2 separate regions of the Homo sapiens genome follow, and region 2 is linked to region 1. The links are chromatin loops, found by intact Hi-C in ENCODE. Cell type or tissue: Calu3. All regions are shown on one strand. Each heading gives the region's core, and the rest is flanking DNA. Links, peaks and the distances in the headings are about the cores only. Region 1 holds the start of TMEM270 (transmembrane protein 270). Region 2 has its middle 49 kb from the start of ELN.

Evidence for each region. Hi-C counts contacts between places; a loop is a spot of excess contacts. Peaks named below come from ENCODE experiments on the same cell type or tissue, not always from the same donor. Only the 100,000 strongest peaks of a DNase experiment are listed, where the experiment ranks them.
Region 2: it touches region 1 in a loop (13-fold over the local background); 21 of 110 quality-filtered maps call a loop at or near these places.

What each region holds. Positions count from the first base shown.
Region 1 is chr7:73,857,864-73,871,236 of GRCh38, forward strand. It overlaps TMEM270 (transmembrane protein 270), which reads left to right and starts at 3,296. Exons shown (of 3, transcript NM_182504.4): 1 at 3,296-3,403; 2 at 7,130-7,558; 3 at 7,714-8,027. The coding sequence starts at 3,332. The coding sequence ends at 8,010. RefSeq lists an enhancer at 12,108-13,037. In Calu3, for the core only: no CTCF peak of the experiment used is centred there; a DNase peak (open chromatin) is centred at 8,468.
Region 2 is chr7:73,970,493-73,986,919 of GRCh38, forward strand. No RefSeq gene overlaps it. Among named protein-coding and RNA genes, the nearest start is that of ELN, 49 kb to the right of the region's middle. RefSeq lists an enhancer at 8,627-8,921. In Calu3, for the core only: a CTCF peak has its summit at 8,845 (motif pointing left); a DNase peak (open chromatin) is centred at 8,799.

The DNA of each region.
Region 1 (13,373 bases), core at 4,277-12,276:
TTCTCTTCCCCGCCCCCACTTGGTGGGCAGCGCTACTTTCTGCCTTTCACTCAAGTCTTCTGGGTTGGGGGTATCCCTGACCCCTGTCTCGCTTTACTTCTTTTCCTGTTCATTCCTCTGTTGGGATGCCTCTGTCTATGTGTCTTTCACATTTCTGTATGTCTTGTGAGTGAGGCACTAATGGATTGCCTTTTGCCCTGGACTTTCTTTTCTAGGATATCTGTATATCAGACAACCTTGGAAGACATAATGTCTCCTTCTGGGGCAAAAGGCAGCCCTGCTTACTGCACATTAGAAAAGATTTGGGTTTCCTGGCCAGGCGCGGTGACTCATGCCTGTAATCCCAGCACTTTGGGAGGCGCTGGCAGGCGGATCACCTGAGGTCAGGAGTTCGAGACCAGCCTGGCCAATATGGTGAAACCCCATCCCTACTAAAAATACAAAAATTAGCTGGGCTTGGTGGTGCGAGCCTGTAATCCCAGCTACTCGGGAGGCTGAGGCAGGAGAATTGCTTGAACCTGGGAGGCGGAAGTTGCGGCGAGTGGAGATGGTGCCACTGCACTCCAGCCTGGGCGACAGAGTGAGACTCCATCTCAAAAAAAGAAAAAAAGAAGGCTGGGCGAGGTGGCTCCCACCTGTAATCCCAGCACTTTGGGAGGCGCTGGCGGGTGCATCACCTGAGGTTAGGAGTCTGAGACCAGCCTGGCCAAGCTGGAGAAACCCTGTCTCTACTAAAAATACAAAAAAGTAGCCGGGTATGGTGGTAGGCGCCTATAATCCCAGCTACTTGGGAGGCTGAGGCAGGAGAATTGCTTGAACCCGGGAAGTGGAGGTTGCAGTGAGCCGAGATTGTACCACTGCACTGGGTGACAGAGCAAGACTCCATCTCAAAAAAAAAAAAAAAAAAAAAAAAAGAAAAGAAAAGATTTGGGTTCCCTAAACTCAAGCCACCTCTCCTGTAACACACCCACCTCAGATACTGCCAGGCATCATCTGGCCCTTGTCATATCACCCTGTGGGATTTGGAGCTCAAGGAATGAATGGAAAATGCTTATAACCTAGTTCACTGCTATTGCCATGAGTAACATTGTCTTTGATCTCTGACCTGGGAGTCTCATGTCTTCCTGTGGCAGCTGTGGAGCTCTGGTTGGCTAACTTGTTAGCATGAAATTGGGCAACGTCTCAGATCATCGTGGGTCTTGACATCCTCCAATTCTATCTGTTGTACCTGCTACAGATTTCTGGCATCTGTTGTCTCCATTTCCAGGGCCTCAGCCCTGGTCAAGGCTCCCATCATCACATGTCTAGGGGTTTATTTGTTCTGGATTCCTTTTTGCTGTCCCTACCCCAGAGTCCTCTGCCTTAGTTTCCATGCACACTGCTTGAGCCGCCTGCTGCAAGACCCCCACCCGACCATCTGCTGGAGGGCTTTCTCTGGTGTTTGTGCTGGTAAGATTGGAGGTTCAGCGGGAGTTAATGTCCAACAGGAAGCAGACAGGTCATGGAAGATAAATACCCCAGTATTCATGCTCCTTGGGTGGGGTGACTCTGAGGTGCGTTCTGCACCATTTTCCAGGGGATTTTGGGGATCAGCCCCGGTTGTCTGAACTCAAACCCTGCTCATGAACTCATCTGTCCTTGCCTCTCTTTCTTTTCTTTCTCTTTCTTTTCTTTCCTTCCTTCCTTTTTCTTTCTTTCTTTCTTTTTCTTTCTCTCTTTTTCTTTCTTTTCTTTCTCTTTCTTTCTTTCCTTCTTTTTCTTTCTCTTTCTTTCTTTTTCTTTCTTTCTTCTTTCTTTCTTTCTCTCTCTCTCTCTCTCCCCCTCCCCTCCCCTCCCCTCCCCTTCCCTCTTTTTATCACAGAGTCTCACTCTCTTGCCCAGGCTGGAGTACAGTGGCATGATCTCAGCTCACTGCAACCTCTGCCTTCTGGGTTCAAGCAATTCTCCTGCCTCAGCCTCCTGAGCAGCTGAGATTATAGGTGCACGCCACCATGCCAGGCCAATTTTTTTTTTTTTTTGTATTTTTAGTAGAGACGGGGTTTCACCATGTTGGTCAGGCTGGTCTCTGCTGAGACCAGCTTGGCTGGGGAGACCCTAACCCAGCAGCACTAGAGGAATTAAACACACACACACACACACACACACACACACACACACACAGAGAAATAAAGAGGTGTGAAGTGGGAAATCAGGGGGTCTCACAGCCTTCAGAGCTGAGAGCCTCAAACGGAGATTTACCCACGTATTTATTAACAGCAAGCCAGTCATTAGCATTGTTTCTATAGATATTAGATTAACTATAGATTAGATTAGATTCCCATAGAAGTATCCCTTATGGGAAACAAAGGGATTGGGCCCAAATAAAGGGATGTGTTTGGCTAGTTATCTGCAGCAGGAGCATGTCCTTAAGGCACAGATCACTCATGCTCTTGTTTGTGGTTTAAGAACGCCTTTAAGCAGTTTTCCGCCCTGGGTGGGCCAGGTGTTCCTTGCCCTCATTCCGGTAAACCCACAACCTTCCACCGTGGGTGTCATGGCCATCACGAACATGTCACAGTGCTGCAGAGATTTTGTTTATGGCCAGTTTTGGGGCCAGTTTATGGCCAGATTTTGGGGGCCTGTTCCCAACAGGTCTCAAACTCCTGACCTCGTGATCTGCCTGCCTCGGCCTTCCAAAGTGCTGGGATTACAGGTGTGAGCCACTGTGCCTGGCCCCTTGCCTCACTTTCTGACTTCCTATGGATGCTTGCAGGGCCCACTCCCCAAATAAACTCATCACCCTTCAATTTTTTTTCTTTGTTTAGAGATAGGGTCTTGCTCTGTCACCCAGGCTTGAGTGATCCTGGCTCACTGCAACTTCTATCTCCTGGGCTCAAGCGATTCTCCCACTTTAGACTCCTGAGTAGTTGGGACTACAGGTGTGCATGACCAAGGCTGGTTAATTTTTTTCTTTTTTTGTTTTTTTGTAAGACAGGGTCTTGCTATGTTGCCCATGCTGGTCTCAAACTCCTGGCCTCAAGCGATCCTCCTACCTTGGCCTCCCAAAGCATTGGGAATCCAGGCATGAACCCCGTTCCTAGGCGGCACTTGATTCCTGTTCCAAGATCTGGGGAAATCCGACCCGAAGGAAGCTTTGCTCTAAGACCTCCTTGGCCGTGTTGGGCTCAGACGTGGACTGAGGTTTCAGAGGAAGCAGTGGAGCGGCAGGAGCCAGGTAAAGGCAGTGGGTCACTGGCGGCAACCGGGTCCCCATGGTAACTTGGTCCCCACCCTGTGGCATCTGTGAGGTCACCCTGCTTCTCCCAGCTGGAGTAGGTGGGGGAGGCCAGACATGGAGGCCCTTCCTCCAGTCAGATCCAGCCTTTTGGGGATCCTGTTGCAGGTTACGAGGCTCTCAGTGCTGGTGAGTGGGGGCTGGGGGTAAGTGGGGTGGGGACCACACACCAGGCCCTTCACAGAGCCACCTCAGAGCTGCCGGGCCCAAGCCCTGCCTGTCCCATCCAGTGGAACGAGGTGGCTGCCTGCCTTCCAGAATAATCTGACATCTCCCAGAAGCCCCACTCCAAACTACAGTGCTGACATTTTCTTTTCTTTTCTTTATTTAGAGACAGGGTCTCGCTCTGTCGCCCAGCCTGGAGCGCAGTGGTGCCGGCTCAGCTCGTTGCAGCCTCCAACTCCCGGTCTCAAGCAATCCTCCCCCCTCAGCCTCCAAGTAGCCGGGACTATAGGTGTGCACCACCACGCCTGACTAATTTTTGTATTTTGTAGAGATGGTGTCTCACTACGTTGCCCAGGCGGGTCTCCAACTCTTGGCCTCACATGATCCTCCTACCTCAGCTTCCTGAGGTGCTGGGATTATAGGTGTGAGCCACCGCACCTGGCAGCATTTTCTCTATTGAGGGTCACTCCTATGGGTGAATCATTGTTTTTCCCATTCATTTTTTCTTTTTTTTGAGACAGAGTCTCGCTCTGTTGCCCAGGCTGGAGTGCAGTGGTGCGATCTCGGCTCACTGCAACCTCTGCCTCCTGGGTTCAAGCAGTTCTTCTGCCTCAGCCTCCCAAGTAGCTGGGACTACAGGCACGTGCCATCATCCCTGGCTAATTTTTTTTTTTTTTTGTATTTTTAGTAGAGACCCTGTTAGCCAGGATGGTCTCGATCTCCTGACCTTGTGATCTGCCCGCCTCAGCTCCCCAAAGTGCTGGGATTACAGACATAAGCCACTGCGCCTGGCTCATTCATCTCTCTCTCTTTTTTTTTTTTTCAGATGCAGTCTTGCCCTGTCGCGCAGGCTGCAGTGTAATGGTGCGATCTCGGCTCACTGCAACTTCCACCTCCAGGTTCAAGCAATTCTCCTGCCTCAGCCTTCCAAGTAGCTGGGATTACAGGCGTGCGCCACCACGCCCAGCTAATTTTTTGTATCTTTAGTAGAGACAGGGTTTCACCGCATTGGCCAGGCTGGTCTCAAACTCCTGACCTCGTAATCCACCCACCTCGGCCTCCCAAAGTTCTGGGATTACAGGTGTGAGCCACCGCACCTGGCCCATTCATCTCTTTTAAACATACACATGCTTGTGGTCGGGGTCACAACTCAGTCACACTTAGGAGGCCGAGGTGGGAGTATAGATTGAGCCTGGGAGGCCAAGGCTGCAGTCAGCCAAGATCATATAACAGGGGGCAGTTGAGAAAGACAGACACCATTAGATTTGCATCTTGGGACCGGGAGCTGTGGCTCACACCTGTAATCCCAGCACTTTGGGAGGCCGAGGCGGGCAGATCACCTGAGGTCAGGAGTTCCAGACCAGCCTGACTAACATGAAGAAACCTTGTCTCTACTAAAAATACAAAATTAGCCACGCGTGGTGGTGCATGCCTGTAATCCCAGCTACTCAAGAGGCTGAGGCAGGAGAATCGCTTGAACCTGGGAGGCGGAGGTTGCGGTGAGCCGAGATCCCACCATTGCACTCCAGCCTGGGCAACCCTGGGCAACAAGAGCAAAACCCTGTCTCAGAAAAAAAAAAAAAAAAAAAAAAAAAAAGATTTGCATCTTGGCTGTTTTACCCTCTAGCTGTGTGAATTTGGGCAAATCACTTCACCACTCTGAGCCCGTTTCCTCTCCTATAGAAATGATCTTGTGGGATCATGTGGGATATCATAGGTTTCCCTCCTCCCTGGTCTCAGCACCATAACCTGGGAGGTCCTATTTCCTAGCTCTACCCTAATTCTTCTCCCTGCTGGACCCTTTGGTCTCAGCATAGCTCCACCCTCCACGTCCCAAGCTCTGCAAATCCAGCCCGTGAGTGGGGGGTCTTGCAGCCAATCTCAGATGGTGGGGCCTGTGGACACGGGGATGGGGGGTCCAGGTGGGTGGATTGGTGTCACTCAAGGGCTGGGGGCTTTCCAGCTCTGATGAAGGGTCTCCAGGACTCAAGAACAGCTTTCCCCCACCTCACCCCAGTCCTGCAGCTTCATCTCAGTGAATGGGAGACACCGTTGTCCAACTCACCACCCAGATCAGAAATCTGGAATTCTTTTTTTTTTTTTTTGAGATGGAGTCTCACTCTGTTACCCAGGCTGGAGTGCAGTGGCACGATCTGGGCAAACTGCAACCTCCGCCTCCTGGGTTCAAGCAATTCTCCTGCCTCAGCCTCCCGAGTAGCTGGGATTACAGGCATGCACCATCATGCCCAGCTAATTTTTGTATTTTTAGTAGAGATGGGGTTTCACCAGGTTGACCAGGCTGGTCTCGAAATCTTGACCTCAGGTGATCCGTCTGCTTCGGCCTCCCAGAGTGCTGGGATTACAGGTGTGAGCCACCATGTCCGGCTGGAAATCTGGAAGTCTTTCTGGATCTCTCTCCTTCACCCTTCTCATTAGGTCTGTCGTGAATTATGTGACCCCTGCCCCATGTCTCTCACGCCTCCCTGCCCCTAATGGCATTGTCCTTTGCCCCAGCAGCCCTCCTGATGCCAGGGGACAACTGGTACAGAGGCAAAGCCCAGCTACTTGGAAGAAGACAAGTGACCTGGGTTCAAAGCCCACAGGATTGGGGTGGGGGATCGTAACATGGTAATAATAGCCATGAAACCTCCTTCAGTCTGGAGTATTGTAAATAATCATTTAAATCCAATGGAGGCCAGGTATAGTGGCTCATGCCTGCAATCCCAGCACTTTGGGAGGCTGAGGCAGGAGGATTGCTTGAGGCCAGGAGTTCGAAACCAGCCTGGATAACATAGCAAGACCCCGCCTCTACAAAAAAAAAAAAAAAAAAAAAAATTAGCTGGACTTAGTGAGATGCACCTATAGCTCCAGCTACTTGGGAGGCTAATGGGGGGAGGATTGCTTGAGCCTATGAGTTCAAGACCAGCCCAGGCATAATAAGAAGACTCCATTTCTTAAAAAAAAAAAAAAAAAAATTAGCCAGGCATGGTGGCATGCACTTGTGTGGTCTCAGCTTTTTGGAAGGCTGAGATGGGAGGGTTGTTTAAGTGTGGGAGGTCAAGGCTGCAGTGAGCTATGATGACACCACTGCACTCCAGCGTGGACAACAGAGTGAGATCCTGTTTCTTAAAAAAAAATATCCAATGGAAAGGAACCCAAATACAATATGAAACACCTTCTAATGTTCCCTTCTCAGAAGGGAGTCCTTCAAAGTGGACAGAGTTCATCCTTGCACCTGTGGGGAGCTGAGGCCTTGAGATGGGGATCTGACTCAAGGTGGTCCAGCAGCTTCACCTCTACAGTAAAAGTGGGGTTCCTGGCCAGGCGCAGTGGCTCACGCCTGTAATCCCAGCACTTTGGGAGGCTGAGGCGGGTGGATCATCTAAGGTCAGGAGTTCGAGACCAGCCTGACCAACATGGTGAAACTCCATCTCTATTAAAAATACAAAAACTAGCCAGGTGTGGTGGCAGGCGCCTGTAATCCCAGCTACTCAGGAGGCTGAAGCAGGAGAATCGCCCGAAACCGGGAAGTGGAGGTTGCAGTGAGCCGAGATAGCGCCATTGCATTCCAGCCTGGGCAACAAGAGTGAAACTCCGTCTCAAAAAAAAAAAAAAGAAAAAGAAAAAGTGGGGTTCCTGTCCCAGGAGGGTGATGATGGCTGACGGTTGTCTCTCTCTCTTCTTCTGCAGTTGGTTCAGAACCGAGATCACCTCTATAATTTCCTGCTCCTCAAGATCAACCTCTTCAACCACTGGGTGTCAGGGCTGGCCCAGGAGGCCCGGGGGTCCTGTAACTGGCAGGCCCACCTACCCCTGGGAGCTGCAGCCTGCCCCCTGGGCCAGGCTCTCTGGGCTGGGCTGGCTCTGATACAGGTCCCCGTATGGCTGGTGCTACAGGGACCCAGGCTGATGTGGGCTGGCATGTGGGGCAGCACCAAGGGCCTGGGCCTGGCCTTGCTCAGTGCCTGGGAGCAGCTGGGCCTGTCTGTGGCCATCTGGACAGATCTGTTTTTGTCATGTCTGCACGGCCTGATGTTGGTGGCCTTGCTCTTGGTGGTAGTGACCTGGAGGGTGTGTCAGAAGTCCCACTGCTTCCGACTGGGCAGGCAGCTCAGTAAGGTGGGTGGTCTCGGGGTGAGGCTGGGGTGTGGAGGGCAAACCTGGGGTACTGGGTGTGGTCAGGGCTGGCTGGGCTTGCAGGGGGGAGCCACAGCCAAGCAGTGTAACCCTATGAGCTCCTAAGGGCCACCTGCCCATCTGTCTCCCTGTTCCAGGCCTTGCAAGTGAACTGCGTGGTAAGGAAGCTCCTGGTACAGCTGAGACGTCTGTATTGGTGGGTGGAGACTATGACTGCCCTCACCTCCTGGCACCTGGCCTATCTCATCACCTGGACCACCTGCCTGGCCTCCCACCTGCTGCAGGCTGCCTTTGAGCACACGACCCAGCTGGCCGAGGCCCAGGAGGTTGAACCCCAGGAGGTCTCAGGGTCTTCCTTGCTGCCCTCACTGTCTGCGTCCTCGGACTCAGAGTCTGGAACAGTTTTGCCAGAGCAAGAAACTCCCAGAGAATAAATGTATCCCCATCTGCCTCTCCTGGTCTGGCCTAGCCTATGGTCTCACTCCCTCTTCCCTAATGGGCTGGAGAGATGTTGTGTGAGTGATGTGCATGTGTGTGCCTGCATGTGAGCCCAGGACTGCCTCTGGGAAGGAAATCACTTTCCGTCAGCATCTTCTATGGGCCAGATATCAAACATCTCAGACAATTTACTCATAATTTGGTTTAAATCTCCTAGCAACACAGGCATCAGGTTTGATTAGCACCATTTACAGCTGAGAAAATTGAGCCTCAGAAGGTTGAACTTTCCCAAGGTCACAGTCTGTCAAGGGCAGAACCAGCACTGGGTCTCTAGATTTTTTGTTTCCCAGAATCCTTAACTTTCTCTAGGTGCGTGCCCCTGGTTCTCAGAAGTATTGGTGCCCAGGGCTTTAGGGGAGATGGGCAGTTAGAGACTTTGGCCTCTGGGGGGTGCCAGGGCCTCACATTTCAGAGATTTAGAAAGCTTTGAGAAACAGTTGTGAGCCAGGCTTCAAGGAGCCCATTCATTCATGCACTTGGCCATTCATCCATCCACCTATCCACCCACTCACAAAGCCATCCACAGAACCATCCATCCACCCACCCACCAATCCATTCACCCACTCACCCATTCACCTGCCCATCTACTCACACATCCACCCATCCATCCCTCCACCCATCCACCCATCCATCCATCCATCCATCCATCCATCCATCCATCCATCCATCATCACCCAACAACCTATGCATTCATCCATCCATCCATCCACTGATCCATTTATCCATCCATCCATCCACCCAACCACCCATCCATTGACCCACCCATCTACCTACCCATTTAATTACCCATTCATCTATGCATTCATCCACCCATTCGTGCATCCATCCATCCATCCATCCATCCATCCATCCATCCATCCATCCACACACCCACCTATCCATCCATCTACCCACCCACTGATCAATTTACCCATATATCCATCCATCCATCCATCCTCCCAACCACCCATCCATTCACCCACCCATCTGCCTACCCATCCACTCACCCATTCATCTACCCATTCATCCACCCATTCATGCATCCATCCATCCATCCGTCTATCCATCCACCCATTCATCTATCCATCCACTGGTCCATTTGCCTATCCATACATCCACCCACCCACCCACCCATCCATTCACCCACCCATCTGCCTACCCATCCACTTACCCATTAATCTCCCCATTCATCAACCCATTCATGCATCCATCCATCTATCCACCCACTCATCCACCCATCCATCCACCCATCTATCCATCCATTCATCCATTCATCCATCCATCCATCTATCCATCCACTGATCCATTCACCCATCCATCCATCCATCCTCCCAACCACCCATCCATTCAGCCACCCATCTGCCTAACCATCCACTCACCCATTCATCTACCCATTCATCCACCCATTCATGCATCCATCTATCCATCCATCCATCCATCCATCCATCCACCCACCCACCCACCCATCCATTCATCCACAGAACCAACCACACCCACTCACCCGCTATCTGTTGAAGAGCCATCTGTCTCCCTGGGGAAAGGGGAAACCTATCCAGTATCTCAGCACTCCCCTAACCTGTGAGTAAGGACACAGGGTCCTGCTGCATGGGTGGCTGATGCTGCTGTGCCAGCTCAGGCTGTGATGCTTCCAATCCCCAAGACTCAGCCTTCAGGTGAGTGATTCTGCTGAGAGGGGAAGGGATGGTTTCTTGAGTGTTTGCAGTTACCTCTCACCTACTCCCAAGCCAGAGGGTGGTGGTGTGAGCGTGGCTCTTCTCCACTCGGGTTCCCAGCTCAGTGAGGGCCTCCCTTACAGCTCAGGGTGGATGTGGGTGAACTTCCAGACCCTTCCTCCAAGTCTAAGCAGCAAGGCTGTCCTGCTCTAGGAGGGACATCTGAGGGGTCCCATCTGGCCAACGAGGTAGAACATGTACCAGGAAGGACCTATAAGCACCTGGTCAGAGGGGTAACATGACTGGGATTCTAGAACATACACACAGCTTTCAGGGAAGCATGAGTGCAGGAGTAGGTGATGTCAGCTCTTTGCTGAGGCAGGGACTGGAGGAAAGGAGGAGGCCCCAGAGCAGTTTGGGGCCAAAGTGGGGATGGACAGGAATGTGGCCCAAGCCCCGTGGAGAAGATCTGGGCTTGGGGACAGAAGCTTGGATTCTGTGCCTCTGCCTCTGCCTCTGCCCGCCTAGGTCACTGGGTGTGACCTTGGATGAGGCTCTCTTTGCCCACTCTGGACTTCGGTTCCCATGTCTGTGCAATGCGGGATGGGTGGGGTGATCCCCGATAAGGGAGTCAGCATTTGGTTTGGTTTTTGTTTTTTTGAGACAGGGTTTCGCTGTCACTCAGGCTGGAGTGCGGTGGCATGATCTCCGCTCACTGCAGCCTCCACCTCCCAGGTTCAAACAATTCTTGTGCCTCATCTCTCGAGTAGCTGGGACTACAGGCGAGCGCCACCATGTCTGGCTAATTTTTGTATTTTTAGTAGAGACGGGGTTTCACCATATTGGCCAGGCTGGTCTCAAACTCCTGACCTCAGACGAACTGCCCACCTTGGCCTCCCAAAGTGCTGGGATTACAGGTGTGAGCCACTGCGGCTGGCCGAGAGTCAGCATTTGGGGTTCCTTGATGCCAGGCCTTGTTCCTCAGTGCCCAGGTAAGAGGTGGGGTGGGGCAGGAGAGGAGCAGTCCCCCTGTCTACGCAGCCTGCCAATAAGGCCCTACACTGGCTGACTTCTGGCTCCCTGAATCCCCTGTCCTGGAGTTATTGCTGCTTTTGCAAGATCTCTTCTAGGACTTGAATTCTTCCGGCCTTCCAAGGTCTCTGGCATCCTGGGGGAAAGGGAGAAGGCCAGAATCTCCCCTCGGCTGCCACTCACAATGGTGGGCACAGCAGAGGCCTTGGGGTCAGAGAGCCTTGGGTTTGGATGCTGGATCCACAACCTCTCAGCTGTGTAACCTTTGGCAATTTACTAAACCCTGAGAGCCTCAGTTTCCCCTCCTGTGATCAGGGTATAATCACAACACCCCAGATGTCACAGGGCTGTTGCCTGGTCTGTGCACGTGCGGTCCCCGCTCAGAGCAGGCATGGGAGGCTCTTGGGACCCCACTCCCTGGCTCCCCATCTCCCAGGCCTGCTGCCTTTCTGGGGGCTGCAGCTTCTGAGGCCCGGGGTGGGAGCAGTCAGTCCGTCTGTCTCAGGCCTGTGAGCATGGAGGGGCCCTGGCCTGCTGGAAGAAAACAACTGGTGGCCGGTGTCAGGGGGTGGACGGGGCATGGGCAGGGTGGGGGGAGCTGGCTGCAAGGCCAGCCAGCAGCTTCACGCAATCTGTCTGCTATGCAGTCCTGGGCCTGGCCTGTATTTATTTATGCTGAGCGTGTATTTATATCAGTCCCTTTTTCATTAATAGGGCAGGAAATGGCTGGAATTGTTACATACCTGGCGGGCCAGGGGTCCCACTTCGCCAAGACACACAGGGCCCTGGCTGCCCCGTTGTGATTGTAAGGGCCCCCCTCCTCAGTCTGCCCGCAGGCCCCGGCCCGAGTTCCTGGCCCTTCCCTGACCCCCCCGCCTCTTGTTTTGAGACCCTCTCCACCTCCCGGAGCCCTGGAACCCACATTCCCGGGCGAGGGGTTCATTTGCAGGCCTCTCCCTGTCCCCCGGTTCATCCTGACCTCATCCCAACCCCAGGAAAGGCTGCGGTGTTAGGGGCTGTCAAAGTGCGCACTGAAGGATGGGGGAGGGGCTGGTGAAGTCCACGCAGAGCAGCGGGAGTTTCGGGGAGAGATCAGGGTCGGGAGGGTTTGGGGATGGGATCCTGGCGCCCAGGATGGGGGGACTGGACAGAAAAGGAAATGAGGGGATACATAATAAGAGGGTTCCCCTGAGCAGAGGGGTGGTCCCACCCCCTGGGGCTTCGCTCTCCACCAAGCCCAGTCCCATCATGTAAGCATGGGTGGCCTCTGTCACTTGGGACCTGCCTAGCCCACCAGAGGGGTCTGTGTGTCTATCACCAGCCCCCCTGCTGCCCCAGGCCCAGTGGGGGATGGGGGCTCACTTCTGTCCTGCCTTCCTGCTCCCCGGTCTGCACACTGGGTTCAGCACTGAGCCAGCGTCTCTCTCCAGGCCCCAGCTCTTGGGCTCAGGCCCCAGGTGGGGCTGCCAGAGCTGAGAGGCGCGGCCCCTTCCCCAGAGCGCTCGCCTGACATAACCTATTAGCGCTTCTCGCTTCAATCCAGCTCCCCCAGCCAGCCTCCCCACCCAGGCCAGACTGTGCCGGTCCTGTTGTCTCTCTCCTGAGCTGCTTTGCCCCGACAGGGTGAGAAGGAGCTGGCAAGATGCCCGATGGCCCCAAGAGTAGCTGTGCCTGTTCGCCCCTCCCCTGCTAGGCTGCCCTATGGTCAGGTGGACTTGATCATTGACCTTGACCAGTGGCCGCTGTGGCCACGATGACTTCCTGTCTCAGAGTCCAGAGCTGGGGCCGCTGGACAGTCGTGGGACTGAAACTTAGAGGACAAGGGGCTTTCCTGAAGTCCTGCCCTGTGCCTCGGTCCTTGCCTTCTCAGCTGCACTTCTTTTTTTGTTTTGTTTTGGAGACAGTCTTGCTCTGTCCCCCAGGCTGGAGTGCAGGGGCACGATCTCAGCTCACTGCAACCTCCACCTCCTGGGTCCAAGCAATTCTCCTGCCTCAGCCTCTTGAGTAGCTAGGATTACAGGTGCCCCGCCACCATGCCCGGCTAATTTTTGTATTTTTAGTAGAGACGGGGTTTCGCCATGTTGGCCAGGCTGGTCTCGGACTCCTGACCTCAGGTGACCCGCCCATCTCAGCCTCCCAAACTGCTGGGATTACAGGCATGAGCCACCGCGCCCGGACTCTCGGCTGCACTTCTAGGGGCTGATGGAGGGTGCTGGGGAGAGGCAGCTGACCTTGGGCAGCTGTTGGTATTGAGAAGGGGGCTGCTGGGAGACTTGGGGTTATTATCTAGGATGGAGGCCCTCTGGGTGGCAGGAGGGGGAGGCTGCAGGGTCTCAGGACCATGCTGGGGGCTAATGCAGGGGTCTCTGGGCTTCCCCAGCTGCCCCCCATATCTGTGCTAGATGGGTGAGGATGGCCGGGCACCTGGGAAGCCGTCGTGTCTGGGATCCCTCGGGAGGCTTTCTCCAGCCCCCTCCATCCAGCGCTTGCTTAGCAGTGGTAGTGCCTTCTCTTCTTTCACCCCTCTTCGCCTTTGACCCACCTTGGCTTGGGGTTGGGGGCTTGAGATCCCAAAAGTGCCTGGGATTGGGGGGTTAGCGGTCAGCCCCAAGTCC
Region 2 (16,427 bases), core at 5,126-13,125, 110 kb after region 1:
CCAGCTACTCGGGAGGCTGAGGCAGGAGAATCACTTGAACCACGAGGCAGAGGTTGCAGTGAGCTAAGATCATGCCACTACACTCCAGTCTGGGAGACAGAGAGCGAGACTCCGTCTAACATCAGGATTCTTGGCAGCAGTTCTGCCAGGAGAGCCACCCTCCTGTGCCACAGTCATGCCTGCCTCACCTTCATCTAGAGCTGCCCCAGACACTTTATGTCATAGTGGAGAAACTGAGGCTCGGGCTTGGCAACCACACAAGGTGCACAGCGAAAGCAGAGCTGGGAGGATTCAAGGTTCATCCGACGCCCCTGAGACGTGCACGGAAGCCCCCTGTCCCCATCCACTCCTCCCAGGGCCCATGGGGGAAGGCTGGATGGTAATCTGGGGAGGAGATGGAAAACAAGATGAGCAGATGCTCAGCCAGCCAGCCGCCTGTGGGCCAGGGCTGCCTGCCACCCCCAGCCCAGCCTGCTTCTGCCAGGGCCTGGTGCCTGCTGCACCGCGGGTGGCCAGAACGCCCGGCTCCCCAGGCCATCGCCCTCTCTCCCCATGGTCCAGGCACAACTCCCACGCCAGTGGGCCTGGGTGCCTGGAGCACCATCCATAAGCCAGCCCTGGGTCCATGCCAGCCGCAGCCAGCCATGGGGCTGAGCAGGCAGCTGGCGTCTGGACACAGAGCCTCACTGAGCAGGGGGAGTGAGGCCTCTGGGGCTGCCTCTGGGGCCGGGGTTGGGCTTGGCTCCCCTGCTGCCCAGCGCCCACCAAGAGGTGAGGAGAAGGAGATGAGATCTAAGGTAGGAAAGGGGAGCTGGGGACTGGCAGTAAGTGGGTGTTTTAGGGGAGACTTTCTAGGTGAGAGGAGGTAAATGGAGGTCCACATACCCAAATATATCCCACTGGGTGGCCCCAGTCACTCATCCTCTGCAAGTCTCCCCCGATCCTCTGGGTGTCTCATCTCAGCAGGTGAAACTGAAAGTCTCCCCAGAGTCCAGGCAGCCCTCTATAACCACCCCCCTGACTTTCAGTTCCACTCCATCATGAAATTTGGTTCACAATTTTCCAGACAGCTTGTGCTCTCTCTCTCTCTCTTTCTTTCTCTCTCTCTCTCTCTCTCTCTCTCTATCTCTGTCTCTCGCTCTCACTCTCGCTCTCACCCTGCAGCCACGTGGCAGTGTTTAAGCACAGACCTCTCCATCCCTTACTGGGATCATTGCACCAGCCTCTGCCAGAATCCCCTGCCACCAGGCTCACCCTGCCTGTCCAAACCCCTCGGCAGTCAGGGTGAGCGTGCGAAAGTGGCAAGTCCAACCGTATGATTGTGTCCCCTGAGCCTGATGCCCTTCCCCAGCTTCCTGTGTACTGCAGAGAAAGTTCCAGCTCCTTAGCCGCATAGTCAAGGCTCCTGGAGTCTTGGCCCCTAAGGCATCGGTGCTCTCTGGGTCCCTCTCCCTGTGCACCTCACCTGCCTTCCAGGTGAGGTGACTCCTGGAAAGTCTTGGCTGTTCAGCAGTGCCCCTGCAGCCCAGGCCTGGAATAGCCTTCTCTCAAGATTTGGCTAAAACATCCCCATCTCCATGAAGCATTCACACCTCCTCCCTACCTCCTGCCAGCCTGAGGGAGTTGACCACCCCCTCGAGGCTGCCCACTTAGGCTGCTGTGCACCCATGTGACACCCATGTGACACCGGTGTGACACATCGACTGTTACACTGGGGGCACCGATTTGGGTCTTAGCCTGTCTTCTTCACCAATATAAAACCTCCTAGGCCAGGCACAGTGGTTCACACCTGTGATCCCAGCACTTTGGGAGGCTGAGGCGGGCGGATCACGAGGTCAATTGTTCAAGACCAGCCTGGCCGACATGGTGAAACCCCGTCTCTACTAAAAATACAAAAATTAGGTGGGTATGGTAGCGCGTTCCTGTAATCCCAGCTACTTGGGAGGCTGAGGCAGGAGAATCGCTTGAACCTGGGAGGTGGTGGTTGCAGTGAGCAGAGATTGTGCCATTGCACTCCAGCCTGGGCGACAGAGCAAGACTCCATGTCAAAACAAACAAAAAACAAACAAAAACCTCCTAGGGGCAGGCATCAGCCTGGTTTCCTTTTTTCTGTGGCCCCAGTGTCCAACACTGGTCTAACGGGGCCCTGGGGACACATTCATTCATTCCTCCACTCTGTACTTTGGAGGTATTTTTTGAAGATCAGACGCATTGTCAGGCAGGACAGCCATGCCCCAAACCACAGAGTCCGGGGGCAGCTGATGGGACCTAGGAGGCGAGGAGAGGCATGGGTTATCAGTGTCTGATGGAGGCAACCCGGCTCCTGCCCCCAGGGAAGCCTGCTCCGGGGCAGCCTAGAGCATAGGATGGCGTGGGCTGGAATTTAAGCCCTACCGTCTCCTAGCTGTGTATTCTGAGTAAGATGCTCACCCTCTCTGAGCCTCCGTTTCCTCGTCTACGAAGCTGGGTGACGCCATTCCCCACCAGGGTAGTGTAAGCAATGATTTGGGCTGAGAAAGCACATAGTGGGTCACTTTGCATCCCATTCTTCCAGAGATTCTAGTTCAATGTGGAACACTTGGGGCCCATCCTCAAGCAGGGATTGGGGACCTTCCAGCCTGTAGAAGCCCCACTCATGTGCCCCTGTGGGAATGCAAGGGTAGTAGGTGGTCCTGGAAGTCCCTGACCTGAGAGAGGTGGCTGCCTGAGTTGCGGGTACAGGGGGTACCCTCCTGCCTACAAGCTGCCACAGGCCCTCGCCCTCTGCCCTCCTCAGCAGCCCTGCAGGGACCAGAACCGGGCACACCCAGCCCTGGCCCTGAAGCTGTTGGCAGGGCCAACCCTGTCCTTGATCCTGGCCCTGTGCCTGGCATCCCTCTGGCACTTCCCGGGCACCGGCTTCCTGCGGGTGGATGCAGGCTCATGCCTGTGCCAGCTGGCCCTTCAGGAGCTGAAGGTACCTGGAGCCAGACCCATGCCTGCTGACCCTCCCAGGGAGGCCTGATGAGTGGGGCCTGAGGATTGGGACCACATCTCTCCCCAGGCTCTGAGGGTCCCTGTCCCCAGCTGCCACCCTTGACTAGGGCTTCTTAGGGAATGGCCTTGTGTCCCACACCACCACCTCCCCACTAGACTAGACTTTCTGGGCCAGAGCTGTGTCTCCTCACTCAGACCCCTTCCCAGAGCATGAGGGTTTCTTTCCCATTCTGACTTCCTTTTTTTTTTTTTTTTAAGAGACAGGATCTTGCTCCGTATCCCCGGCTGGAGTGCAGTGGTGCAATCATAGCTCATTGCATCCTCCAACTCCTGGGCTCAAGTGATTCTCCTGCCTCAGCCTCCTGAGTAGCTGGGATTACAGGCGTGCGCCACCATGCCCTGCTAATTTTTTATATTTTTAGTGGAGATGGGGTTTCACCATGTTGGCCAGGCTGGTCTCGAACTCCTGACCCCAAGGTGATCCACCCGTCTCAGCCTCCCAAAGTGTTGGGATTATAGGGGTGAGCCACCACACCCGGCCCAAATTCCATACTTTTGAGACATTTCTTAAAGATTAAACACATTCTTAGGCAGGACAGCCATGTCCCAAACCACAGGGTCTGGGGGCAGCTGAGGGCACCTGGGAAGCAAAGAGAGGCGTGGGTTATTGACGTCTGATGGGGGCAACCCAGTGTTTCCCACAGATCCTCCTGGCTGAGGTGGCCTGGTGGGCAGGCCGGGGGCCTGTGAGGAGGCGACTGCTTTAAGGCCTGGACTGCATGGGGTGCTGGACTGCTGGGGGAACAGGTGGGGAGGAAGAATTTCTTGGGTGCAATAGCGGGCATGAGGATGTGGGAGTCAAGTTCAGCTCCCTGGCTTCTGGCCCAGGCAACCGAAGCGGTTCCTGGGAGGACACGTTGGCAGGAGAGGTGATGGGGGCTATTCAGGGCCTGTACCTGCAAGGCGAGAAGTCCAGCGTGCTGGTGCAAGAGCAAGCATCCACCAGGGGTAGAGGCCGAGAAGTTGGGGCAGTGCAGGTGGCATTGCGTGTGTGAGGTCGCCAGGGGAGGGGGGACATTCTGAGACTGAGTCAGGGTGACCCAGGGGCGAAATAAGGATGAGAGCAGCTACTCGAGAGGCTGAGGTGGGAAAATCACTTGAACCTGGGAGGCGGAGGTTGCAGTGTGCAGACATCGCGCCAGGGCACTCCAGCCTGGGTGACACAGCGATACTCTGTCTCAAAAACAAAAACAAAAAGTATGGAATTTTACTTTCTTGCGGCCCCCAGACCCTGTGGTTTGGAACATGGCTGTCCGGTCTAAGACTGTGTCCCCAGGCCCACAGGCGTGCTCAGAAGGGTCTGTGGGCTCCCCAAGGCCGGCCTGCCCTGGCCTGAGGCCCCCCTCTCTGCCCTCCAGCACTTCAACTCCATGCAGAGCCCTCACACACCCCTGGAGTTTTCCAGGTGGAAATTCTCCTCAAAGGCCCTCTCTGATTCTACATGTTCAAGGCATCTTGTCTCTGGGCCTACCACCTCCAACCCCCAGCAGGCCTGTGGGGTCCAAGATTGCGCCTCCCCACCAGAGCTCTGGGCCCTCCTCCCAGAGGGGGCAGTGGCCAAGGAAGGAGACAGGCCTCCCGGTGACCCCTGCCCACCTCTCCCTTCTCCCCACCAGTTCCAGACACATTTTCAATTTATCTTTCTGTGTTGTTTATTGTGCGGAGGCCAGGCCTCCCGGCCAACTCTGAGCTGGACGGGCCAGCCATGGTCCGAGACGTCCGTCCCAGCCAAGCCCGGAGCAGCCCCCGGTCTGCCGTCCCCTCAGCCGCCCCCGAGCCAAGCGGGCCCTGAGCTCTGTCCCGGCCGCACGCTCTTTATGAAGCCCCAGGGCCCGTCTTCCCTATTGTTTGCCTGTGTTTACAGCCTTGTGATTTTTTTCCAGGTGATGCCCCAGTCTGGAGGCGGCCTCCATGCCATCCTGCTGCGGCCTCTCTCCCTGCCCCCGGCTTCTCATCAATCATTTCATGGAGCTTTTTGCTGCGGCCGGGGTGGGAGACCAGACACCCACAGAGGAGCAAGCGAGGGCTCGGTGGGCGAGCTTGCTGGGGAAATGGCACTCTTTCTGCTGCACGCTGAGGGGGAGTGTGTGCATGTGTGTGCATGCACATGTGCATATGTGTATATGTGTGCATGTGTGTATATGTCTGTATGCATATATACATGTGTGTATGCGTGTATATGTCTATATGCACATGTGTCTGTGTGTGTGCATGTGTGTATATGTCTATATGGATGTGTGCATATGAGCATAAGTGTGCATGTGTGTATATGTCTATATGCACGTCTGCATGTGTGTGTGTACCTGTGCATATTAGGGTTTACAGGAGGCTCATTCCACCCCAGAACCTGCCGATGAGACCTTCCCAGGACAGCTAAGGACACAGGTGGGAAGTGTTCTGCTGTCCTGTGCAGGAAGGGGCTGAATTCTCAGGGTATCCCCAGCCCTCCTGAGAACTGCAGCCCAGGCTGGACTTCCAGGCCAGCTCTCCTCTGCGCAGGTGTATGCCCTGAGCCAAGTCCCCATCTTGCTGGGTCTCAGTTTCCCCTGGGGTGAAAGGGAAGTTGTATTGAACCCGGCCTTATAGCTTTGGACTTGGAAAGGCTGTGCCAGGCCCTGGCTGCAGTTCTAGGGCCTGTCTGTCCCTCCCTCCTTCAGCTATGGTTGCTGATCTTCAGGGCTCTTCCCAGACCAAAAGAAAAAGAAAAAAAACACATCTGTACAGATACATGCAAAATTCAGTAAGTTCCCCAAAGTCCCTCTGTGAATCTTCTAGTTAAAAACCTGCTTTATGGGCCAGGCGCAGTGGCTCACGCCTGTAGTCCCAGCACTTTGGGAGGTCGAGGCAGGCAGATCACCTGAGCTCAGGAGTTCGAGACCAGCCTGGCCAACATAATGAAACCCTGTCTCTACTACCAATACAAAACTTAGCGAGGTGTAGTGGTGCGTGCCTGTAATCTCAGCTACTTGGGAGGCTGAGGCAGGAGAATCGCTTGAACCTGGGAGATGGAGGCTGCAGTGAGCTGAGATTGCACCACTGCACTCCAGCCTGGGTGACAGAGCAAGACCCTGTCTCAAGAAAATAAAAACAAACCCTGTTTTATGGAGCTGGACAGAAAAGTCCTCAGGAGGCCCAGAACTTTCTGTAGCAAATGCAAAGGGGATGGCACTCACCCTGATATTCCCAGAAACGATCAAGAGACCCAGGGCTGCCCCTCAGGACCATCTCCAGGAAACAAAGTCAAAGGCAGTTCTCAGACAGCCTGAGGCCACGGAGGGGCTGGGTAGTCCTAGCCAGGGAGGGTGATTCGAGGTCGCACGTTGGCCCTGGATGGTTTGATGGAAAAGGAGGGTAGCCCTTCCCAGCTCTAGAAATTCAGGACTGGAGTGGTCATATTGCCGCTGGGCGGTCCTGGGCTGAGGCACCCGCACTGGTCCCCTGGTTGAGGTATAGACCAGAGACCACAGTTGGAAGGGATTCTAACTCTAGGGCCGAGGGGAGGGAGCGCGGGGACTGTGCAGGAGGACGCCTCCACCCCCGCAGTGCGTGTGCAAGATGGCAGGGCTCTGCAGCGCTTTCTCATTCTTTATGGTGTGCTGACAGCCAGGCAGAGCTGCAGAACACTTCCTAAGCCCATCTCTGTCCCTCGGGACTGGAGTTCTAAAGGCTGGCCATGGCGGTCAGATGACTATCCCCTGGGGCTCCCGAAAGCAGGGCCAGAAGGTTTGCAAACTCCTGGAAGACATCGATTCACAGGGCCACCTGCCCAGGGCTCCTCCCTGTGCAGGCGGGGGCTGAATTCCCAGGGTACCCCCAGCCCTGCTCAGAGCTGCAGCCTCTGTACCCCTGTGGCCCCCCAGGGCACCCCACCTTGCACCAGTCCCTGGAATCTGCACACTGGAGAACAGCCCCGGGCCCTCTGGGGCTGGCTGAAGAAAGGGCAGGTGGGACAGTAGTGGCTGAAAAGGGAGAAGTGTTGCCCCAAGGACATGGCACCCAGGACGTGGACATGGGGCAACCATCTCCGGGGCTTTCTGACCCTTTCTAACCCATTTCCACAGATCTGAGCCGGCAGGGGCCTCCCCCGAGAGACCTTCAGAGCCTGGGGTGATCAGGCTGGATTATCCTCTCTCCCTGTTCCCCCCACCTGGCTGCTGCAGACCTGAGAAACTTCCACCTGTCTCATACCAGCTGAGGGTGTCTGAGCAGCTGACATCAACCCCACAGATCTCCTGGACTGTGCTGGAAGGTACAGACAGGCAGGGAGGTTTCCCAATGGGTCAGGAGACCCTGACCCCATAAATCAACTGATCCTCAAGAGACAGGCTGGAGGGAGGGATGGTTCTAGAGAACCTGGCTCCTTGTTCTTCCCTGTGACAAAATCTGGCACCAGGAAGAGTTTAAGTGTGCAGGTGTGTGTGTTCAGGCATGTGTGTGCAGGCGTGCGTGTGCAAATGTGTGTGCAAGTGTGTGTGCAGGCATGCGTGTGCAAGTGTGTGTAGGCATGTGTGTGCAGGTGTGCGTGTGCAGATTGTGTGTGCAGGTGTGCGTTTGCAAGCGTGTGTGTGCAGGCATGTGTGTGCAGGTGTGCGTGTGCAGATTGTGTGTGCAGGTGTGCGTTTGCAAGCGTGTGTGCAGGCATGTGCGTGCAGGTGTACATGTGGAGGCATGTGTGGTCAGGCATGCATGTGCAGGTGTGTGCGTGTGCAGGTGTGCGTGTGCATGAACATGACTGTAAACTGGGTGCCCTTTCCCCTTCAAGCCTGTGGGTCTCAGTCCAGAGTCCACAGACAGCGTTAGAGCCTTGCCTGTGACTCAGAGGCAGGCCTTTCTCAAGCCGCCGTGCCGCCGGGTCGGGGGGAGGTCTGGGCCATGTGGCTACATCTGGGAGTCCAAGTTCAGGGCCAAGGATGGGCAACCAGCCCGTGCTCCCCGGTACACACCCATGTCCAACATCGCTCTCAGATGGCCCACCTTTCAGAGGAAGGAGGACCGGAGTTTGCAGGTCTTGGGAGAGTCCATGAAACACTGATACATACATTTATGTTCTTCCAAATCTGTAACAAAGCACACGAAAGAGAGAGCCTGCATTTCACGCATCTTAAACCACAGCCATGGAGCCCGTGCAGCTCATTCCCATTTATCATCCTTCCTGTGCACTAGAAACGTTCTGCGTCTCCACCAAACCCCCCATCCCCACCCCGCCCCCCAACCTGGCTTCAACCAGACGCTCGTAAATCTGTTTCTCTTGTTCCACACGAGCTGCCTGGGAAAAGGCCCCATTTGCTGCGTCTGCTCCTCCTTCCAAATGCTCGACGCCTTTGAGATTTTATGATTTCGGGTTATTGACTTGGCCTCCTGGGTCCCCCGTGGTAGGCGGCTGTTTGGGAGAGCGGCTGGAGGCTTTGGGTGACCTCAGGTTCACCCCTTGCCTAAACAGCGTTGGGGAGATGGTGCAAAAGACCTGCTGCTGCTGGCGGGTCCCGGGGCCTCATGTGGGAGCTCCTTATGGGGGCACAAACCCTGACCTGGGGCTAGCCTTCTGTGTCCCAACTCAGGCCCTGCACCCCACCCATTCTGAGCTTCTGGGCTCATTTCTCCCCAACTTCCTGAATCTGTGTTGCCAAAACCTCAGCTTCTGCTTCCCTTCCCAGCCTTAGCTCCTCCTCCCACTAAGAGCTCCCAAGGGAAACAGCCATGCGGTTGATGCAGGGCAAGGTGTGCAAAGGTCGTTCACTCCACAGCCAGGCCCCAGCCTCATCTGCGTCATGCTGCATGCTGCCACCAAGTGGCGGGGCTGGTTATTAGCTGGTATGGCCTGGAAGGGTGGTGCAGGTGGTTAAATATGTTGATTGACATTCAGAATGAAGGAACACCTGCCTTTGCCTGGAGGAAGCCCAGTCAAGAGGCAGAAGCAGGCAGGCAATACTAGAGCATTCTAAGTCCAGTGTTCAGGGTCACCGTGGCGCACACCTGTAATCCCAGCTCCTTGGGAGGCCGAGACGGGTGGATTGCCTGAGCTCAGGAGTTTGAGACCAGCCTGGGCAACATGGTGAGACCCCGTTTCTACTAAAAATACAAAAAATTAGCTGGGCATGGTAGTGCTTGTAGTCCCAGCTACGCGGGAGGCTGAGGCAGGAGAATCGCTTGAACCCAGGAGGCGGAGGTTGCGGTGAGCCAGGATCATGCCACTGCACTCAAGCCTGGGCGACAGAGCAAGACTTTGCCTTCAAATTAAATAAATGAATAAATAAATAAATCCAGTGTTCAGTAGTGTTCAGCAGGACTTGGGGCTTGGAGGAACCATCAGCCCTATCCAAGGCTCTTGGGGTGGGAAGAGGGGACAGCTTCTAAGTTAACCCCTGAAGGACCTATAACAAACCCCAAAGGTTGTATAGCAGGCGTGTGGCTCACTTGTAGAAATCCCAGGACTTTGGGAGGCCGAGGCAGGCGGATCACCTGAGGTCGGGAGTTCAAGACCAGCCTGGCCAACATGGTAAAACCTCGTCTCTACTAAAAATACAAAAATTAGCCAGGTGTGGTAGTGACTGCCTATAATCCCAGCTACTCAGAAGGCTGAGACAGGAGGATCGCTTGAACCCAGTACACGGAGGTTGCAGTGAGCCAAGATACCGCGCCACTGCACTCAAGCCTGGGCAACAGAGTGAGACACTGTTTCCAAAAAAAAAAAAAGGTTGTAGTGACAGAAAAGATGGATGATGAGTGGTACTTCCAGACAGAACCAGCAGCATAAGGAAAGCCCTCAGGCGAAAGAGACGTTTGATATGTTTGGCAAATGGGTTTTAGTGTCCACAGAACAGGGAGATGAAAGCTGGAGACATGGACTTTGGCCAGTTGTCATCTACAAAGCTGGGCCAGAGGGGCTGAGGTTTGCCTGGGGACAACAGTGTAAGCAGGGGATGACAGGATTAGATTTGAGTTGTAGGCTGGGCGCGGTGGCTCAGCCTGTAATCCCAGCACTTTGGGAGGCCGAAGCAGGTGAATCACTTGAGGTCAGGAGTTCGAGACCAGCCTGTCCAACATGGTGAAAGCCTGTCTCTACTAAAAATACAAAAATTAGCTGGGCATGCTGGTTCATGCCCGTAATCCCAGCTACTTGGGAGGCTGAGGCATGATAATTGCTTGAACCCAGGAGGTAGAGGTTTCAGTGAGCCGAGATCACCCACTGCACTCCAGCTTGGGCAATAGAGCAAGACCCTGTCTCAAAAAAAAAAAAAAAATGGAGTCATAGCAAACCATTCTTCAATGAGGAAAGCCGACTGGGGAAGAAGCTTTCCCCTACCATACGCCATACACCAAAATTAATTCTAAATAGGTCACGTAACTATTTGTAAAAGCTAAAATGATAAAACATTTCCAGAAGAAAACTCAGGGGAAAAAGAATTTTAGTTACTTTGGGCTTGGTAAATACTTTGGAAATACAATACAAAAAGCACAAAGAATACAAAATACACACACACACACACACACACACACACACACACACACAAATTGAACTTTACCCAAACAAAAAACTTTAGCTCTTCAAAGACACTATTTAGAAAATGATAAAGGCCAGGCATGGTGGCTCACACCTGTAATCCCAGCACTTTGGGAGGCCAAGGTGGGAGGATCACTTGAGGCCAGGAGTTTGAGGCCAGCCTGGGCAACTTAGTGAGACCCTGTCTCTAGAAAAAAAAAACTTTTTTTAAGTAGCTAGGTACAGTGGTGTGTGCCTGTAGTCCTAACTACTTGGGAGGCTGAGGCAGGAGGATACCTTGAGACCAGGAGTTCGAGGCTGCAGTGAGCTGTGATTGCACCACTGTACTCCAGCCTAGGTAACCGTGTGATACCCTGTTGAAAGAAAGAAAAGAGGAGAGAGAAAGAAAAGGAAGAAGAAAAGAAGGAAGGAAAGATGGAAGGAAGAAAGGAACAAAGGAGGGAGGGAGTGAAGGAAGGAAGAAAGGAAGGAAGGAAGGAACAAAGGAGGGAGGGAGTGAAGGAAGGAAGAAAGAAAGGAAGGAGAGGGAGGGAGGAAAGGGAGGGAGGAAGGAAGGAAAGAAGGGAGGAGGGAAGGAAGGAAGGAAAAAATGATAAAGAGATGCACCACAGACTGAAATGTTTTTTTCAGTTGTATTTAGACAACTCAATGCTAGGAAGAAAAACAACCCAATTTAAAAATGGGGAAAACCTGGAACTCTCCTTCATGACCGGGGGTTGTGGAAGAAAACACAGCCACTTTTGAAAACCTTTTGGCAGTTTCTTAAAATGCTAATCATACACCTACCAAAAGACCCAGCCACTCCACCCGTAGGTATTTCCCAAACGACGTGAAGACGTCTTTGCACACATTATACATGAATATTCATAGCGGAGTTATTTGCAAAAGCCAAAAACTAAAAACAACCCAAATATCCATCAAGGGGTAAAAGGATAAACAAATCCGGCTATGAGCATATAATGAAACGCGACAGCAATAAAAAAAAGAATGAAACTATTGATACATGCCGCAACATGGATGCGTCTCAAAATCATCACCATGAATGAAAAAAGCCAGACAACAAAAAAGTATGTAAGATTCTGGAAATTGCAAGCTAATCTATAGTGACAGCAAAGCTCATCAGGGGTCCTTTGGGGATAGGCGTGAAGGATTTGGGAGTTAGCAGCATCTCTTCTCGTGGTTCTCAACTTTGGCTGCAGATTAAAATGAGAGCTTGAAAGGTTTTAAAAATAATGATGCCTGGGCTCCACCCCTAGACCAATAGAATGGCCAAGGGTTCTGCCTGGCCTGGAATTTTTCCAATACACCCCTGGAGATTCCAGCCTGTAGCCCAATTGATACTGACCATAGCTGGTAATTGAAGAAAGGGAACAAGGTGAACCGCAGCCCACAGGAGGGTGTGGGGAGTGAGAAGAGAGGAGGACCCAGGACTGAGCCTTAAAAAGCCCCAACTTTAAGGGCTGGAAAAGGGAGAGTAGCGAGAGATGGGAGTAACTGGGGAAGGAGCAGCCTAAAGAGAGGGGAGGAAAATCAGAATGCAGGTCACAGAGTTAAAGAGAAAATGGATTCACAAAGTGGGAAGTTAAGACTAGTGTGAATGCGAGGTCAAGAGATCGAGACCAGCCTGGCCAACACAGTGAAACCCTGTCTGTACTAAAAATATAAAAATTAGCGGGGCGTGGCGGCACGCACCTGTAGTCCTAGCTACTCAGGAGGCTAAGGCAGGAGAGTCGCTTGAACCTGGGAGGTGGAGGTTGCAGTGAGCCAAGATTGCACCACTGCACTCCAGCCTGGCGACAGAGTGAGACTCCGTCTCAAAAAAAAAAAAAAAAAAAAAATTAAAAAACTAGTGTGAGTGGCCGGGTGTGGTGGCTCACGCCTGTGATCCCAGCACTTTGAGAGTGGATCACCTGAGGTCAGGAGTTCGAAACCAGCCTGGGCAACATGGTAAAACCCCATCTCTACTAAAAGTACAAAAATTAACCAGGCGTGGTGGCGCGCTCTGTAGTCCCAGCTACTTGGGAGGCTGAGGTGGGAGAATCACTTGAACCCAGGAGGTGGATGTTGCAGTGAGCCGAGATTGTGCTACTGCACTCCAGCCTGGGTGACAGAGCAAGACTTCGTCTCAAAAAGAAAAAAAAAAAAAAGCTAACATGAAATGCTGCAGCAATTTTGAGTAAAATAAGGAGTGAAAAGGTTCACAAGATTGATCCACAGAAAGGTCATCGGTGAACTTGAGCTGAGGAGTTTTGGTGGAATAGGAGTGATAGAAGCCAGGTTGGAGGGGATGAAGGAGGGAAGTAGTAAGTGAAAAGTGTAAACAGTGAACACAGACAATTCTCAAAATAACTTTACTTTGGGCAGGGCATGGTGGCTCACACCTGTAATCTCAGCACTTTGGGAGGCCGAGGCGGGGAGATTACTTGAGGTCAGGAGTTCAAGACCAGCCTGGGCAATATAGAAAGACCTCATCTCTACAAAAGTTTTTTGTTTTTATGTTTTGTTTTGTTTTTTAATTAGTCAGATGTGGTGGAGTGCACCTGTAGTCCCAGCCACTCAGGAGCCTGAGGTGGGAGGATTAGCCTCAAACTCCTTGAGCCCAGGAGGTTGGGGCTGCAGTGAGCCATGATTGCGCCACTGCACTGCGGCCTGGGCAAGAGAGTGAGACCCTATCTCTTAAATTTAAATTTTAAAAAAAAGAGACAGAGTGGCTCCCTACGGATGGCCACTGCAGCCCCTGCCTCCCCCTGAGGCAGGGCCTTGGGCCCATCTGGCTCCCCTCTGGTGGCTCCCCTCGCGGCCATGGCTGGACGCCGGCCCGTCACGCAGCCTGTGCTGACAGATTGGGTGTCTCCCGTGCACCAGCGGCTGCCGCTAAGTGGCTTTCTGGCAGGGAGTCAGGGGTCACCTCATCCTCGCTCTGTTCAAAACAGCACTGGCCTCTTTGGGGGTGCCTCCCACGCCTGTCTGCTGCACGAGGGTGTGTTTAGTGTCAACTCTGCGATCCAGACCCTGCCTGGTGACTCTCGGGGGAGCAGCCTCAGGAGCCCGTGGCCCCCGGGGCAGCTGGCTCCCAGGCCAGAGGGGCAGGGGTCCTGCACTCATGAGCTGGCAAGTCTCGCCACGTGTGACCACTGTATGCCACACATGCAAGGACCATGTATGTCCCAAGTGCCAGTTTCTCGGTCTCACTCTCTAAAGTCAGGCCCCTGGCTCTGGGCAAGTCATTGTTCTCAGAATTCTTCTTCTTTTTTTTTTTTTTTTTTGAACTAGAATCTCACTGTGTCACCCAGGTTGGAGTGCAGTGGCGCAATCTTGGCTCACTGCAGCCTCGACCTCCTGGACTCAAGCAATCCTCCCACCTCAGCCTCCCTAGTAGCTGGGACTACAGGTGCACACCACCATGCCTGGCTAATTTTTGTAATTTTTTTTTTTTGTAGAGGTGGGGTCTCGCTATGTTGCCCAAGCTGGTCTCAAACTCCTGGACTCAAGCGATCCTCTCACCTTGGCCTCCCAAAGTGCTGGGATGACAGGTGTGAGCCACCGTGCCCGGCCTAGAACTTTTCTTAACTTCATGCAGTGTGTGTCCTGCTAGGGGATGGGGTGAGCTGGAGACTGTGATCCCCTGGGGTCAGCGAGGTTTGGAGAATGATCACAGGGGTTCCCAGGCCAACCTCACCACCTCTCAGCTGAGTGACCCTGGGCGAGTCAGTTCTCTTCCCTGGGACTCAGTCTTCTCCTTTGAAGAAAGGGGACAAGAGAACCTAGGACGTCATAGGACTTCAGCAAATGTCAGTCCCTTTCCCCCACACTCCACACGTGACGTCCCCTGAGATGTCTGAGTCTGGGCAAGTGTGCTGTCATAGTTTGGGGGGTGGCCTGGTCCCGTGGCTTGTCCTGCTCAGCCAGCAGCCCTCGGCTGGCTCAGTGTGGGAGGTTCAGACACGGCCTCAGTTCTTGACAAGCGCCTAGCCAGAGGGGAGGCAATTTTATTCCAGTGTGATGAGCACTAGTAGAAGATATGTTAGAACAGAGGGACCGCAAGGACCAGGCGGAGATCAAGGAAGGCTTCTTGGAGGCGACATAGGAGCTGGCCTGCGAGGCTGAGTGGGAATATTTTGGGTAGAAAGGAGACCACTAAACAAGCATTTCCGACAGAGGAACCAGCTCGTGAAGAGGGAAGGTGGTTGTGTGCTGGGGAAACAAATGTGGTTCTCCATGGTCATAACAGAGGATGCCTGGGGCGTGGGGGGCAGAAAGTCAGCCGGAAAAGTGGGGACCTGAGTACCGGGGAAGCTGGGATGAAGGAGCCTCCCTCTGCAGGTAGGGACAGGGCCCTCTGAAGCCGGGGAGGGGATGGGGAAATGGGGAAGGGACCAGAGTGGTGTGCTCAGAGACCACCTGCCTTCGTATCACCCGAGGAGTCACAAAATGCAGACTCCAGGGCCTGGGGCTCCACCGTTCCAGCTCTGTTGGTTGCAAAAAACCTAAGAGGGGAGAGAGACAGCCCCGTCTTAGCCTGGTCAGGGCCTGGGGCAGTTTGGAGACTGTTTGCTGAGGGCAACTGAGGTCGCAGTGAGCCAGGCAGGCCCTGGGGTGCCCACCGCACACCCCATCTGTGCCAGGCTCCCAGCTCAGGGCACCGGTGGGCACTCCAGTGATGTTCCCTGGCAGGCGGAGGGCTCATTTCTCGCCTCCTTCTGAGGCAAGGAGGGCAGATGTTGAGCCTCTGGGGTCCTTGGCCCAAGGCTGCAGGTCCTGGCTGCTCACAGCCAGCGGGTGGAGCCCTGTCCGGCCAACACACTCGCTCTTTGTCTACGTCTCAGCAGGGGAAGGTACCCGGGGTGGTGTCCGGCTGGGTGGGTGTCCAGGCTTTGGCAGCAGTGCCAGCCTTCCATCCGGCCCTGGAGACGCCCCCCATGAGTTCCGGGGTTGCTTGGAGAGGTCAGGATGGGCAGAAATTTGCAGGGGCAGGGAGCTGGCACCGGGGTTGGAGAGGCCTTGGGCAGACGCAGCCCCTCCACCATGGCAGGGAGCTGGCCTCAGGCAGCAAGGCACTGCGGGTGCCCCAGAGACACAGACAGGCTGCGTCAGGCTGAACCCCAGACCAGCTGAGCCAGGGTGGCAAATCCCATGTCCGCTCCAGACAGCCCTGGGGCTCTGAATCTGCACTTGGGAGCGTGCAATTGTCTCCTCCAAGACTCTGGTGGAGGGGATTTGAAATAATCCCAGCTCAGGGAGGGTGGGGCTTAGGGACAGGGCCCAGGGAGGGTCCAAGGGCACCACGGGGGGTTTGCCACCTGAGCCCAGGGATCAGGCAGGGCTTGGCCAGCGCTGAGCACCCTAAGTGCCTGGCACGGGCTGAGACTCAGGGGCCGGCTGTGCCTCTCCTGAAGCCGTCCCTGTTGGCGGGCAGGCGGGTGGGGCAGGCTGGGGGCTGGGCGCGGCCTCTCATATCTTCCCCGTTACTTCATCCATTTTGTTCCCACTGATCCCTTGTTTATCTCACTGGGAAGGCAGCCGCGGTGGAAGACGGGGCCAAGGGAAAGGCCAGAGCCTGGGTCGTCTCCAGCCTCACTCGCCCTCCTCCCTCACCTGGTCCCTGAGCTGAGAACCAGGGCCCGGCCTGAGAACCTCCAAGGCAGCACCCAGAGGCCGGGTCTGCACCGTGCCCTGACACTGACAGGCTGTGTAACAACGGCTGAGAACTAACCCTCTCTGGTTTTACTTTCTGTAAGTGACTTGGGAGGTTGTTCTGAATGACCTTTGAGAAGGATGAATAATTGGTATTAATAAGCCTGTCATTTCATAAGCATCTACTCTGTGTCCAGCCCTGTGCAGGTATCTGGAGTCTCCTCTCTCACCCAATGCTCCCAAGTCCCCAAGAATT